2 separate regions of the Homo sapiens genome follow, and region 2 is linked to region 1. A link is an interaction called in ENCODE POLR2A ChIA-PET data of the cell type or tissue named here. Cell type or tissue: A673. All regions are shown on one strand. Each heading gives the region's core, and the rest is flanking DNA. Links, peaks and the distances in the headings are about the cores only.

Region 1 (8,334 bases), core at 258-8,257:
CACTAACAAGACATGTGATCTTGAGCAAGCTCCTTCCTTATTCCCCATGGGGCCTCGTTTCCTTATGTTTATATAAAATGAGAGCTAAGCTATTATCTCAAAGGGCCCGGCTAGTCCTAAAAGAAGAAATGTCTATTAACAGAGACAACAGATCTATCAGAGCAGTCATAAGAAGTCAAGAAAATGTCTAGACTGTCTACCGATCGCTATTCTACCACTACCTTGCCCATCGTGGTTTGTTAGGTTGGGATTAACCCACTTTCAGCAAGAAGATGTCCTAAATGGATCAACAGAATCACTTTCTTCTCATCAGAGTGATTAGTTTAGGTAATCTCAAATTTAGACTAATCAACCTCTAACATGACTTTAGCCACTAGGATTGATTCGGGGGTCAGCCAATCAGACCAAAGATGTGGCTTATGCTGGGGATTCTGACATGCAGACGTTCTCCCTCACTCTCAATAACGTGAAAGACTGAACATGCTGCAGTCATTTATAAGTAAATTCTGGTAAGACACTGATGGGGAAACAGAGCAGAGCTAGGATCGGACGGACCCCCTGGAAGTCCCACAAAATTCATATAGCTAATTCTTGAAGGGTTTGTTTGATTTGGATAGACTAGAGGAGAAGGAAGAATACTAACAGTAGATAATAACAGGAATCTGGAGGGAATGTGCAGTATCTTAACAATGGCACTTTGAAATTCTTCTTCTTCTTCTTACTATTATTATTATTATTATTATTATTATTATTTTGAGACCAAGTCCCACTCTGTCGCCCAGGCTGGAATATCTCAGCTCACTGCAACCTCTATCTCCTGGGTTCAAGCCTTTCTCCTGCCTCAGCCTCCTGAGCAGCTGGGATTACAGGCATCCACCACCACGCCCGGTTAATCCTTGTCCTTTTAGTAGAGATGGGGTCTCACCATGTTGGCCAGGCTGGTCTCGAGCTCCTGACTTCAGGTGATCCACTCACCTCGGCCTCCCAAAGTGCTGGGATTACAGGCATGAGCCACTGCACCCGGTCTGAATCTTTCCTTTGCTTGGCTAAAGCAGATAATTTGTATTCATCCAATATAAAACATTGGCATAATAATAATACTGATTCTGTGGTGGAGTTGGCTATGCAGGGATGGGTTTGGGATAGAGATATGACATATTCCATTTCTCAAAGAGCTTATATCTTGGCAGAGGGACCAAAAGGTAAACGACCAACAGTAGGGGAGAGATGTAGCCCTCGTTCACCTCAGATCTGCAGACGGGAAGAAAAATTTAAAGAATAGAGTGTCTTTTGAATGTCTGCCTGGGAGGAATTATCATCCACATTGGATAGATAAAGAGATTAAAGTATGTGAGCAAAAATGTCACATACCAAGCTAGACAATTATTATTACTGATAAGCCAGAAAGATAATGCTTTGCCTTTCTTGTACATATTCCTTTACTGAATGGACTATAAAAAGCACCAATTAATCTTCTCAGACTCTAGTCTTTGTTTGCTCTCTAAGCCTGCCCCACTCGATAGGAACTAGAGGCTGCTTTTCTAGGACCATCAACCAGGAACTAGGGTGGGTGGACAGCTTGAGGGGGGCCAGGAGGAGCTACACTGCCCTAACTCCTCCACTCCTCTGAGCGAAAAACAGTGTTCATACGTCATATTATATAAGATTTCAAAAACAACTAGCAGGCAGTACAATCTGCAGTTGAATCCAGGTCCATCTGGCTTTAAAACCTGGCTCAAGACTCCCACTTTTTAAAATGTGGTCTGTGCAACCTATAGAATGGGAGAAAAAATTTGCAAACTACTCGTCTGACAGGGGATTAATAGCCAGAATATATAAGGAACTTAAAAATCTCAACACAAAAGAAAAACAACCAAGTAATCCAATTAAAAAATGGATGAATGATCTGAACAGACACTTCTCAAAAGAAGATATACAAATGGTCAACAAATATATTTTTTAATGCTCAACATCATTAATCATCAGGGAAATGCAAATCAAAACCATAATAAGGTATGATCTCTCTCTAGTTAGGACGGCTATTACCAAAAAGACAAAAAATAATAATATGTACAATTATTATTTGACAATTTAAAAAATATAATAACAGCTGAGCGTGGTGGTTCACACCTGTAATCCCAGCACTTTGGGAGGCCAAGGCAGGCAGATCATGAGGTCAGGAGTTCGAGACTAGCCTGGCCAGCATGGTGAAACCCCGTCTCTACTACAAATACAAAAAATTAGCTGGGCGTGGTAGCACACGCCTGTAGTCCCAGCTACGCTGGAGGCTGAGGCAGGATAATGGCTTGAACCCAGCAGGCGGAAGTTGCAGTGAGCTAAGATTGCGCCACTGCACTCCAGTCTGGGCAAGGAAGCTAGACTCCATCTCAAACAACAATAACAACAACAACAACAATAAAAAATAATTTTTTTAAAAAAAGTGTGGTCTGTGAATTGGCAGCATCAGCATCAACTGGGAGCATGGCTGGCGACATAATCTGTGTGGCCTGATGCAAAATAAAAATATGGGCACCTGTTCAAAAAGCAGGGGAAAGTGCCACTACATTTGCAAACATGTTAAGCTTCTCTCTTTCTTCCACAGTCTCTCAACTTGTCATGGTGTTTTATATTTGCCATTTAATGTCATTCTTTTTTTTTTTTAAGACTGGGTTTCGCTCGTGTTGCCCAGGCTGGAGTGCAGTGGTGCAATCTTGGCTCACTGCAGCCTCTGCTTCTTGGGTTCAAACAATTTTCCCACCTCAGCCTCCCGAATAGCTGGGATTACAGGGGTGTGCCACCATGCCCCGCAAAAGTTTGCATGTTTAGTAGAGACGGGGTTTCGCCACGTTGGTCAGGCTGGTCGCGAACTTCTGACCTCCGGTGACTCACCCACCTCAGCCTCCCAAAGCGTTAGGATTACAGGCGTGAGCTACCGTGCCCGGCCCATTTAATGTCATTCTAACTAAAAAAACATTTTTAATGACTAACATGGATTTACCGTTCATCGTTTTTATCAAGCAATGCCAGTTTTAAATGCAAATATCTAAGCATTTAATTCCTAAGGTGGAATCATTGAAATAACATAACTTGTATTTTGTAACTTGTACACACAGGTGTATTTTGTTCTTACCAGAACAGTGGAAACACTAAATAAAGGCACTCAACTGTTTTTGTTTTACTTCTTAACAAGCACACATTCTACTCACAGTACCTTCCACTTCCTGAAGGATAGGGAAGGACTGAAAGGAAAAAGAACTTTCCCTTCTCTTCTATGTCATCATTTTAGCATCCGTGGTTGGCTAATATAGGGAAGTAACCCAGGAGGGATATGACAGGGTTTCTTGGTCATTCATATTTCTTAGAACATCACTGCCTTCCTTCTGTGTTCATAGCAAGTTCTGGTACCAATGGCAAGCATGGCCTCTCCAGGCTGTCAGTGACTCAAACCTTACCAAGTCACAGCCTTAACACACCGCTTAGGACTTGCTGAACTCCCACCAAAATTTTGTACTCATGGGACATCTCAAGTACTATATGCAAATGGAACGCAAAAGACTGTGGCCACGCATATTCCTACTGCACTGCGTGGATCTCTTCTAGTCTCCGGCTGGCTGGATTGCCCCATCAGACTTACAAAATACAAGTTCAAATTTAAAAATCATTTAAAATTTTAAGGCGAAAATAGTGTGTTAAAACCAAGTTCAGAGCCTGCATAGGTTGCAGCTTAGGAGCTGGCTTTGCTTAGGAGCTTGATAAAAATGCAGGTTCTCAGTGCCGCCCACCCTCAGCCCCACCCCCACCCCCACCCCCAGACCTGTTGAATCAGAATTTGCATCTTAAGATTCCCAGGTCGGTTGTTTTTGGGGCTGTTGAAGTTCAGGAAGCTCTGGTCTGGTCTAGACCACTGAAGATTCTATCTCCCAGGCTAGACGCTGACTTTAACCCCTGGGAGGCAAGGGACAACTTTCTCTGATCTGCCCCACACTCTCTCTTCCCTCCTCTGGGTCCTACCTGCAGCTCCCCAGGATGTTATCAACTGGGTTGCAGGCTGGCTTTTCTAACAACAGATTTATGAGGCTCTGTTCAAATCTCAGGTTTCATCTGCCTTCCAACCATCCAAGCCCTTGGTATAATCATGAATCCCTGTGGCAAGGAAGAGACCACAAAGAGCATCTAATAGGAGCCTTCCTTTTAAAGACCCATTTTAAGGATATGGGCCAGAGGCCGAGCCCCAAAAAGATGAAAGTCTTGTTAATTTACATGTCAATGTGTAGCTGAGATGCCTTTATTATTGAGAATTCTAAAGTGAGAATCTTGTTCCCCCTCCCCCCGTTTGTTATTTAATTCCACTTATTTCCCTACTTTTGCTAGCTTTAAAATTACCCAGAGTGGATGAGGATGCAGTGTAACCTTTTTTCTGTCTCTCTTTGAGACTTTTTATGATGAAATGTTAGAAACATATTAATAATATGTCCCCCAAAATCTTTAAAAGAAGATCAAAGGAGGAGAAAATAGAGTTGAAAATTTAATTCACTTTGGCATTCAAGGGGTGTCTAAGAATAGGCCGGGCACGGTGGCTCACACCTGGCCTTTGGCAGGCAGATTGCTTGCAGCCAGGAGCTCAAGACCAGCAGACCAGCTTGGGCAACATAGTGAGACCCTGTCTCTACAAAAAATACAAAAATTAGCTGGATGTGGTGGCACACACCTGTAGTCTCAGCTACTCAGGAGGCTGAGGTGGGAGGATCACTTAAGCCTGGGAGGTTAAGGCTGCAGTGAGCCATGATGGTGTCACTGTGTCAGAAGTGTGTGAACCAGAGCAACTCCATCTTGAATAGGAGCTAGGTAAAATGAGACTGAGATCTAGTGGGCTGCATTCCCAGAGAGTTAAAGCATTCTATTTCACAGGATGAGATAGGAGGTTGGCACAAGATACAGGTCATAAAGACCTTGCTGATAAAACAGGTTGCAGTAAAGAAGCTGGCTAAATTCCACCAAAACCAAGACAGTCACTAGAATGACCTCTGGCTGTCCTCACTGCTACACTCCCACCAGCATCCTGACAGTTTACAAATGCCATGGCAACGTCAGGAAGTTACCCTATATGATCTAAAAAGGGAGGCAAGAATAATCCACCCCTTGTTTAGCCTATCGTCAGGAAATAACTGTAAAAATGGGTAACCAGCAGTCTTCTGGGCTTCTATGTCTATGGAATAGCCATTCTTTTTCTTTTTTTTTTTCTTTTTCTTTTTTTTTTTTTTTGAGATGGAGTCTCGCTCTGTCACCCAGGCTGGAGTGCAGTGGCGCAATCTCAGCTCACTGCAACCTCCACCTCCCGGGTTCAAGGGATTCTCCTGCCTCAGCCTCCCAAGTAGCTGGGATTACAGGCACGTGCCACCACGCCTGGCTAATTTTTGAATTTTTAGTACAGATGGGGTTTTACCATATTGACCAGGCTGGTCTCGAACTCCTGACCTCGTGATCCGCTGCCTCAGCCTCCCAAAGTGCTGGGATTACAGGCATGAGCCACTGCGCCCGGCCGGAGTAGGCATTCTTTTATTCCTTTACTTTCCTCATAAACTTGCTTTCACTTTATCGACTCACCCTGAGTTCTGTCTTGAGCGAGATCCAAGAACCCTCTATTGGGGTCTGGATCGGGACCCCTTTCCTGTAACAACCACACTCCAGCCTGGGTGATAGAGTGCGACCCTCTGAAAAAAAAAAAAAAAAAAAAAAAAAGAAGAAGAAGAAGTAGTTTTCAAGAAGAGTAAGTTAAGAAAGAAATTCAGTCAAAATTAGTGTTAAATAAAATGTACAGGAGGCCACTGGTTTGAAATGAGCTCCTGCACTAGTCCCAACAGATCAAACCAAAATAGAGTCACTCATGCTAATGTTCCATACCACCAAGCCAAAACTAAGTTGCTTACCTGAACTTCCAATAAATAGGAGAGAGAGAGAGAGAGATAACAGCCAAATCCCCAAACAGGCCAGTCTCAATGAGCATGATGAGGAAATCCCCTCTGCCTTGATCTTTATAATGAAGGTAACTTTGAAACGACTAATCCACCGGTTCTCTGTTTCTGCTTTCCTCAGCTCCTTTCTGTTTGTAAAACCAACCTCCTCTTCCCAGCTCATCACAACATTCTACTTTATAGAATGAGGCAGATTCTGAATTGCCTGATTCTAGAATCACAAATAAAAGCCAATTAAGATCTTTAAACTAAACTTGTTGTAATTTTGTTTGATGACATTAGGAACTTTCACCTTCTTGTTTCTCTCTCAGCCTGAGGCCTGAAATAGAATCACCCCTCAGCTAAAATGGAATTGCCCCTCAGCATGTGAGCAAACTTTTACTGCACCGCTAAGCTGCAAGCCAATAGAGAATTTTCTTGCACAATAGTGGCTCCCCTCCTTCTGTGAGGGAGAGCATTTAAAAAAGCAAGAGAAAAGAAAGGAAAAAGAGAAGGAAAGAGAAGCAAAGAAAAGAGAACGTTTTCAAAAGATGCGTGCTGCCCTTTTGATGAGGATGGCCTCCTTTTCCTCTTGACTGCCAGCCCCACCAGAAAACATTCTCCCAAATGGTCAAGACTGTCGGAAGCCAATGTTGACTGCAGCTGCTTGTAATTTGTTAGTAACTTTCTGGCATAGAGACATCTCAATTTCAAGACCAAGCTTTTATGTTCCCTGACCAGGACTAGAAATGGCAGACAGAAAAGAAAATGAGGGGGTAGGGATGAGGGAGTAGCACAGAGGCCATGGGGGGCATGAACTGACCCACAAAGAGGGTGGGGGGCAGGACTTGGACCTCCTGAAGGTCTTGGGCTTTTCAGCAGTGCTACTCCTCCCTCATTTCTCCTCCACCCCCAATCAAGGCAGGAGAAACAAAGAAACAGCTTAGCAATGAGCTCCTTGGGGTTGAGGTTTTACTGCATAGCTGTGTGCTGTGAAGAATTTTCTTATAAATTGCCCTGTTTGCACAATGACGGCATTCTTTTTTGGATCACCAACTCAGGACATTTGGTAGCATGAGTGACAGAAACATTTTAAATTCATGGGAAATACAAAACCCCCTTTGTGGGCATTGGTTTCAGTCGCTGCCTCAGGTAACAAGAGTTGAGCTAAGTTTTCCTTCTTTTCCCTTCCTTATCCATTGATTCTCTGGCCAAGGTGCTATCGAGTAGCCCGGTGACCCACAGGCCAAGGGAGGGAGGAGGAGATGAAAAGCAAGTTAATTCACCAGATGGAGAGTGGGACCATTTCAGCAGAAGGCAGCTGCATTTCCAAAGCCAGATCAAAATCAAGTTCGAAAAGCTAAGTCCTGCTTAAAGAGCTGAAGGCATAGAGATAGGACAAGGTCTGAGCTGGAACAGGAGATGAGGAACTCTCCTGTCCTCACCTCCATTTCTCCAGGGCCTGGATCTAGCAGGATCTAAGCTGTAAATCCCCCCACTGTCTGTGGTCAGGGGTTTCGCAACTGTGTTGGCTTAAACTTTGTTTCTGCCCTTAGACAAGTTACTTAACTTCTCTGATGCTCACTATCTTCATCTATAAAATAGAGACAATACTATCATCTATCTCATTGGCTTTCTGGGAGGAATCAGTGAAGAAATACATGCAATGGCCTGATAGCCAGGGCACATAGAGCTTAATAAGAATTGGCAGTAATGGGAGTAATTGTTGTTTCAAAGAGGAAGCTATTGCCAAGTCCAGCCTCACATATTTTCAAAGAAGACGTGGAAGGTTGTCCATGAGTTGACAAAGCCCAGATTGTCTCATTTCCCTCAGAGCCCAAAGGTCTGGCAGGCAAGCCACAGCCCTGGGTCATGAGTGAGTGGATCCACACCATCGTCCTTCATGAGAAACACCTTCCCTTCCTTCTTGCTTGGTTTCCCTCTCCTTCTTCTGCCCATCTCCATCTTTTTTTCTCTCTCTTTCATGAGAGAAACACCTTCCCTTCATGAGAAACACCTTCCCTTCCTTCTTGCTTGGTTTCCCTCTCCTTCTTCTGCCCATCTCCATCTTTTTTTCTCTCTCTTTCCTTCCCCAAAGACCCCATCAGCTCCACTTTTTCCCTACACAGCAACCTAGGAAAGTCATCTCATAGTGCTGAGCCCCACTTGCCTCTCAAGGCAGTGAGGACAATGGAGCAGATGCTCTATAAGTCCCTTTGGAAGCCAACATTCCACACTCATCCATTCCTTTCCTTTCTCCCTTTTCTTTTCCTTGCCACTTTCACACTCATACTCCTGGGAGAAAATTCCACCTGGTTAAGCTTGGGTCACATGCCTGCCACTACAGGTATGGCAATGTTAGAGAAAGGCTCTGGGGCAGGAA
Region 2 (8,334 bases), core at 220-8,219, 53 kb after region 1:
GTTAGGCATGGTGGCTCATACCTGTAATCCCAGCTACTCAGGAGGCTGAGGCAGGAGAATCACTTGAACCGGGAGGCAGAGGTTGCAGTGAGCCAAGATCATGCCATTGCACTCCACCCCGGGCAACATAAGCAAAACTCCATCACACACAAAAAAATACTATAAGCAAATACTTATAGCAGTTTTATTCATAACTGCCCCAAACTGGAAATGATCCAACTATCATTGAACTAGGAAATAGAAAAAGAAATTAATCTATCCATGTGTGAGACCAAATATATGCCACCAAAATATGACTGTAGGAGACTAGAATATGCAACCCCAAAATATGTCTTTTTGGCATGTTAAAAGAAAAACCTTAGACAAATTAAATTTAACAGAGTTTAATTGATCAAGCAACAATTCACAAATTGGGCAGCCCCCAAGCTAGAATAGTGCAGAGAGACTCGGAGCTGCCTTGTGGTCAAAGAAGATTTATGGACAGAAAAAGGAAAATGATGCACAGAAAATGGTAGTGAGGTACAGAAACAGCTGGATTAGTTACAGCTTAGCCTTTGCTTTATTTGAACAGTTGGCCACCTTTGATTGGCCAAAACTTTGTGATTGGCACGAGAGTAGGTTACAGTCTATTTACACATCCAGTTATGTTAAAGTTCACTCTGTACAGAGAAACCTTTAGGCCAAACATAAAATGTCAGGAGGCAGCTTTAGGCTAAACTTGATTTAACAGGCATGAGGATGATTTTAATGATTATTTTGAGAGACTGCAGTCACAAGAGAAGCTCTAAAGCAGAAGTTAGCTTTTTGTAAGGGAAATTTACATCTATAAAGGAAATTTTCATTTGCAAGGGTGTCTTACTCTATTCTCTGCAACAGGAAGAGAAGGATGACTAAAAATCACTGGAGGCTCTAATCAATGGAGAAGGCACTTAGACTTACATCTGCAAAACACCTTGCTCTTGTTTACACTTTTCCTGATCACCTCCCCACAACTGGCCTTCCTTCCACACTCTTCTGTCTTTCCTTTAGGGGATGATGGTATGTCAGCCTGAACCCAAAGCCATCTCTTTGAGATTTACCCATTTTTCCCTTGGTAGATGGGGAAACCATGTATATATACAAGGTATGCATGTGGATAAACTTCTATTTCTTTTTTCTCTTGTTAATCTACTTTTTGTTACAGGGGTAGCTTTCAACTAAGAACAATGAAGGGTGGGGAGAAAACTAGGTTTCCTCACTGATATGGTTTGCCTGTGTCCCCACCCAAATCCCATCTTGAATTGTAGCTCCCATAATTCCCACGTGTTGTTGGAGGGACCCAGTGGGAGATAACTGAATCATGGGGGTGGTTTCCCTGTTGTGAATAAGATCTGATGGTTTTATAAGGGGAAACTCCTTTCGCTTGGTTCTCATTCTCTCTTGTCTGCTGCCATGTAAGACTTGCCTTTTGCCTTCTGCCATGACGGTGAGGCCTCCCCAGCCACTTGGAACTGAGTCCATTAATCTTTTTCTTTATAAATTACCCAGTCTTGGGTATGTCTTTATCAGCAGCTTGAAAACAGACTAATACCCTTCCCATTTACATATGATGGAATATTGCACACCAATAAAAAGAAAAAACTATTAATAAACATAAGCAAAAATGTTGTTTAAATTCAAATGCATTGTGCTGAATGAAATAAGCCAGACCCCAAAGGTTATATGCTGTAAGAATTCATTGTGGAAAAGGCAAAGCTATGGGGTCAAAAAAGTAGTCAGTAGTTGCCAGGGTAAGGGCTGGAGGGACGGTTAACTACAAAAGGACAGCCCCAAAATTTTTGAGGATAATAAAACTGCTTTTTATCTTGAACAGTGGAGATTACTACATATTTGTCAAAACTCAAAGGCCTCTACAATATAAAGTGAACTTTACTAAATGTAAATTTAAAAGTAAATTTTTTTAAATTTAAAATGAAACACAAAGGAAGAGACAGTGCCTTTTTCTGCTTGATGATGTGCTGGATGCAATGTCTAGAATAAGGGCAGCCATTTTGTCACTGTGAGGCAGCCAGATTGAGAACAAAGCTAATACAGGCAGGTGGCCAGGCAGAAAAGATGAAAGAACCCAGGTATTCAAAGATGTTACTGAGCCACTTGTTATCCAATCCTGAGCCCACTCATCTTTGAACTTATTATGTGAAATAATGATCATTTTCTTTCTGTTTAGGTCATCTTGAATTGGGCTGTTATTTGCAGTCCAAAGTATCCTGTTCCAGAAGTTCTCAATGACTTTGTTTCAAAAATTGCTTTATCCCCATCATTAAAAAAATAGGGTTTAGGGGTCTGTTGAAGGTTTTGAATAATTTACAACTTGTGTTTAGATCCAGCTTATACAGTACCATTTCTTTCTTTCTTCTTCTTCTTCTTTTTGTTTTTTCTTTTGAGGCAGGATCTTGCTACGTTGCCCAGGCTGGACTAAAATTCCTGGGCTCAAGTGATCCTTCCACCTCAGCCTCCTGTGTAGCTTCCTCCACAAACTGGAAGAAGGTGGCCAAACGTGACCCACAAATTAATCTATTTTCTTTCTTTTTTCTTTTGAGATGGAGTCTTGCTCTGTTCCCCAGGCTGGAGTGCAATGGCACAATCTTGGCTCACTGCAACCTCTGCCTCCCGGTTTCAAGCAGTTCTCCTGCTTCAGCCTCCCAAGTAGCTGGGATTACAGGTGCGCACCACCATGCCCAGTTAAATTTTTTGTATTTTTAGTAGAGACGGGATTTCACCATGCTGGCCAGGCTGGTCTCGAACTCCTGACCTCGTGATCTGCCCGCTTTGGCCTCCCAAGCAGTTCTCCTGCCTCAGCTTCCCAAGTAGCTGGGATTACAGGTGCGCACCACCATGCCCAGCTAAATTTTTTGTATTTTTAGTAGAGACGGGATTTCACCATGCTGGCCAGGCTGGTCTTGAACTCCTGACCTCGTGATCCACCTGCTTCGGCTTCCTAAAGTGCTGGGATTACAGGCGTGAGCCACCGCGCCTGCCCAGTTAATTGATTTTCTTCACGAGTACTTTATGTGTCTTCTCATCTTTTTTCACAAGAGTCAAAGTGCATTAATTATAATTAAAAAGAATAATGGCATACATGACCTTAAATTTGAATAATTTTGAAATCAAAGAGAATTAATTTCAAATATTTATTTGGCATATACTCAATGTCAGACCCTATGAAGCAGCATCATTTGTTTGGGGTAGTACTGGAGGTTCATTGTCTCATACCAAGGAAATCAAGGACATGGACACATGTGGAGCGAGATTAAGAGCAGAGGTTTAATAGGCAAAAGAAAAAGAAAGGAGAATAGCTCTCTCCTGTGAGAAAGAAGAGCCCCCACGTGGAACTTCCAGCCTAAAGCAGAATGCACTGGATTTTATAGACAGGCGTGAGGAGGCGGAGTCTGATTTACATAGGGCCCAAAGATTGGTTAGAGCAGGTTCTTCCTTTACAAAGCACGCTGGGAAGCTGGACACCCAACCCTAGTCTTATTATGCAAATGAGCTTTCCACTTGGCCAGGCCATGTTGTCTGCTCCCTACTGCACACATGGTTGGAAAGGAAGAGGGAAGTTGGAACTGCCATTTTGAACATGCCTAGTCCCAGGTGGACTTTTCCTATTGGCACAACTGCCAGCATTCACCCGTGCAAGCTTCTAGCCTGCCTTTCTGTGTCTGCAGCTCGATTTTATAGGCTGCTCTTTGTTAGAAAAGAAAATGATTTGGGGGCTGCTTTTCATTAAAAGGAAAACCTTACGGAGGGCTTCCTTACTCTCACTCTCTGCCTAAATAATTTCTTCCTAACTCCTATATAACCTATGAGATGTAGTAATAAATCTAGCAGTGCCCCAGTTCTTACTGAGCATACAGTCAAGTAGGATAGATAGACATTGACCAGGTAATTCCAAATGTGACAAGCATTATAAACAAAAGAAGGACAGGATGTGTTGGATACATATATCAGGTGTATGAAAACCAGCTCAGATGTGCCAAGAATTCCCCTGAAAGTGACATTTAGGCCAAGATCCAAGGCAGAAGCCAGCAAGACAGGGGATAGGGGAGTGAGGCAAAAAGATGAAAGGCTATTTTGGTGCGAGTGATGCATGATGTGAGGGACCAGTCTGAAGCAAAGACAATTTAAGGCAGCCACCTTGATGCAGCTCTTTTCATTTAGGGAATATTTTTAAACTGCAGTTTTGACAAAAATGTGTTGATTTTAAAATTATTCTTTTTGCGCCGGGTGCAATAGCTCATGCCTGTAATCCCAGCACTTTGGGAGGCTGAGGCAGGTGGATAACCTGAGGTCAGGAGTTCAAGACCAGCCTGGCCAACCTCGTCTCTACCCAAAATACAAAAATTAGCTAGGCGTGGTGGTGCATGCCTGTAGTCCCAGCTACTCGAGAGGCTGAGGCAGAAGAATTGCTTGAATTGGGGAGACAGAGGTTGCAGTGAGCCAAGATTGTACCACTGCACTCCAGCCTGGGCAACAGAGCAAGACTCCATTTCAAAAAAATTCTCAATAAAATCAATCAATCAATCAATAAGTAAATGTATTCTTTTTATTACCAGTGATGCCTGCAATAGAGCTTCTTTACTCTTAACCCTGTGGTTCTCAACTAAAGGTACTTTTGCTTCTCAGGACACACTTGGCAAAGTCTGGAGATACTTTTGGTTGTCACAGCTGAAAGGGGGTTCTACTAGTATCTAATGGGTGTGGGACAGGGATGCTGCTCAGCATCCTACAATGCAGTAAAGCATTAGCAAATATATTTGCTATACTCCGGGAAGTGGAGGGGTCTTTTGAAGGTTTTGAATAATTTACAACTTGTGTTTAGATCCAGCTTATACAGTATTATATTTTAATACTGTATAAGCTGATTGCTATATTTTAGCAATCATTTTTAGCTAAAATTTCTTCTCTCCTCTTTATCCCTGCAACAGTTCCCTGCAATACTGAGTATAAATCTGATATATATTATAATTAGAAAGCCTGCAATAAGAAGTATGCATTTAAAAGCTGTATTAATGGAAAGCAAACTGCTATTATTGAGACAAATATATAGTTTTTACTGTGCAGTCCATGAAGCCAAATTCTTAAGTCCAAATTCTTAGAGTCATCACTGGACTTGACAGTTCTTTCTGGACAAGCCAGTCTAGCGATCTGTAGTCTTCTATTTGTGATCTATTGGTCTAATTCCCACCCATCCTTCACTACAGCCAGAAAAGCCACTTCATGTGGGACCTCTTCCCCAGAGAATGGGGTCAGTGATTAAAAAAATCTTGGGGAGAGAGGAAGCCTGTCTTACTGACTATATAATGACTAATGATTGCTTTATTTTTTAGCCTGTGTCAGGTGGTCCCAAATCATAATAACCTAATCAGCATCATGTGGTGCCAAACAGTAAGTAACTGATCAAAGTGGGACACAGGAGCCACCCTGAAGGAGCTCTCACTGGCCAAATCTGGAATAACTGAGCACAAAAATAGTAAGAGTAACAGAACCCATGTGTTCATTACAATATCTTGAAAATTTTAAATGGAATGGAACAGGGCAAAAAGAAACTTCTTCTTTGCATAAAAATACCAGCTAATAAATGGAGAATAAATGATTGAATTAGAAAATCACCAGTTTGCAACAGTTGATTCAGCCAAGAATTATCAATGAATATTAATATTCATTGATGCTTTGAGATGGGGGTTAGGACAGGATTTCTCAAAAATCTTTTTTTTTTTTTTTTTTTGAGACAGAGTTTTGCGCTTGTTGCCCAGGCTGGAGTATAATGGCTCCATCTCGGCTCACAGCAACCTCCGCCTCCCGGGTTCAAGCGATTCTCCTGCCTCAGCCTCCCAAGTAGCTGGGATTACAGGCATGGGCCACCATGCCTGGCTAATTTTGTATTTTTAGTAGAGACGAGGTTTCTCCATGTTGGTTAGGCTGGTCTTGAACTCCCAACCTCAGGTGATCCGCCTGCCTCAGCCTCCCAAAATGCTGGAATTACAGGCGTGAGCCACCACGCCCAGCCTTCTCAAAAATCTTAAAATCTTTGAGTGAGGCTGGGTGCGGTGGCCCATGCTGGGAATCCCAGCCCTTTTGAGGCTGGGGCAGGATGATCTCTTGAGGTCAGGAGTTTGAAACAAGTCTGGGCAACATAGCTAGACTCCTGTCTCTACAAAAAATGAAAATGATTAGCCAGGCATGGTGAGTGTGTGCCTGTAGTCCTAGCTAACTTGGGAGGCACAGGCAAGAGAATCTCTTGAGCCTAGGAGTTCAAGGATGCAGTCAGCTATGATGGTACCACAGCACTCCAGCCTGGGTGAGAGAGCAAGATCCTGTCTCAGAAAAAAAAAAAAATGCATATATATACGTATATATACGTATATATGTGTATATATTTGAGTGAAAAGATTTTGATTTTGGGAAATCAGATATTCAAAATATCACACAAAATATCTTTGCAATGAAGAAATATGACAAACCTCACCAACTTTGACCTCAGCAATGATGGAACAAACACATCGTGGACTTCCTGATGTAATAAACTAAGGACACAAAATGGCCATCATAGCTGCTGTATAATAAAGAATTTGTCTGGTGTTTATCCATGATTTTTGCTATGGAGCTTTTATAACCCTTGGTTATACATTTATTAAATGTATCACCTCTGAGTTTATGCAAAAGAAGTAACTCAGTGTGGGTCCCCAGATGGCTTCAGGATGGGGACTAGTTATCTGTAAGACCAACCACATGATTAGAGGATTGGGACTTTCAGCCAGCACATCCTCTGGGAAGGGGGAGGGGGCTGGAGACTGAGTTCATTCTGGTGGACAATTGAAGGCAGTCTTCTTGGGAACTATGTCCTTTGCTTGTGGGATCTACGCTAACTCCAGGTGGTTAGTACCAGAATTGAATTGCTGTACACCATTGAATGTCAAGATAATAGCCTTTTTACCAATAATACTTAACTTGGATCCAAACACAAAACAATCAGACAAAAACAAATAAGGAATATTCTGCAAAATAACCCGCCTAGGCTCTTCAGAAGTGGCAATGTCAAGAAAGACACACACACACACATGCACAAACACACATACACATACATGTGAACACACACACACAAATACAAAGACTGGGGAAATGTTCTAGATTCAAGGATACTAAGGAAACATAACAACTAAGTGAGATGTGATCTTTAGATCCTGAACTGTAAAAACAAACAAAAACAAGAGCTTGAGGGCTTTGAAGAAGAATGTCCTTGTTTTTAGGAGATACATGAGAAGGATTTAACAGTAACTTGTCATCATGATGCCTGCAACTTAATCTCAAACGCTTCAGCAAAAACAAACTAGGACACAGTGAGAGAGGGAGAGATGGAGAGAGAGGGAGACAGAGAAATGGAGGAGAATGCTAACAAATGGCAATCTAGGTGAATGGTTGGTCACTGTCTGTTCTTTCAAAATTTTTAAAAATAAAAAGTTGGCCAGGCGCAGTGACTCACACCTGTAATCCCAGCACTTTGGGAGGCCAAGGCGGGTGAATCATTTGTGGTCAGGAGTTCAAGACCAGTCTGGCCAACATGGTGAAACCCTGTTTCTACTAAGAATACAAAAATTAGCCAGGGTGGGCGCCTGTAATCCCAGCTACTCGGGAGGCTGAGGCAGGAGAATCGCTTGAGCCTGGGAGGCAGAGGTTGCTGTGAGCCAAGATAGTGCCAATGCACTGCAGTCTGGGTGACAGGGTGAGACCCTGTTGCAAAAAGAAAAAACAACAACAACAAAAAAAATAAAATAAAAAGTTGGGGGAAAATTACTTCATTGAGTGGCCTACCTCAACATGTCCCCTGCATCAAAAGGCTACCTTGAGCACAATGTTGGGAATGTACTTAACACCGCTGAAATGTTCACTTAGAAATGGCTGAAATGGTAATTTTTATGTTATTATTATTTGAGACAGGCTGTCACTCTGTTGCCCAGAATGGAGTGCAGTAGCCCAGTCACAGCTCACTGCAGCCTCGACCTCCTAGGCTCAAGCAATCCTCCCACTTCAGCCTCCCGGGTAGTTGGGATTACAGATGCATGCCACTATAGCCAGCTAATTTTTTCAATTTTTTTGCAGAAACAAGGGGTCACTATATGGCCCAGGCTGGTCTCATGGGCTCAAGAGATCCTCCTGCCTCAGCCTCCTAAAGTGCTGGGTTTACAGGCATGAGTCTCCATGCTCTACCAAATTTTATGTTTATTTGATCACAGTTTTTTTTAAGGCTGTGTCAAAATGTCTGCATTCAATCTTATTCTCTCCCCACAGGAGGAGCAG

What was found. Peaks named below come from ENCODE experiments on the same cell type or tissue, not always from the same donor. Only the 100,000 strongest peaks of a DNase experiment are listed, where the experiment ranks them.
Region 2: POLR2A ChIA-PET joins it to region 1 with 11 read pairs; 6 of 35 experiments call an interaction of 5 or more read pairs at or near these places.

Annotation. Positions count from the first base shown.
Region 1 is chr9:76,590,867-76,599,200 of GRCh38, reverse strand. It overlaps LOC105376095 (a long non-coding RNA gene), which reads right to left and starts at 6,293. Exons shown (of 12, transcript XR_007061586.1): 1 at 5,928-6,293. In A673, for the core only: no CTCF peak of the experiment used is centred there; no DNase peak of the experiment used is centred there; H3K27me3 peaks cover 694 bases.
Region 2 is chr9:76,537,651-76,545,984 of GRCh38, reverse strand. No RefSeq gene overlaps it. Among named protein-coding and RNA genes, the nearest start is that of GCNT1, 83 kb to the right of the region's middle. In A673, for the core only: no CTCF peak of the experiment used is centred there; a DNase peak (open chromatin) is centred at 3,434.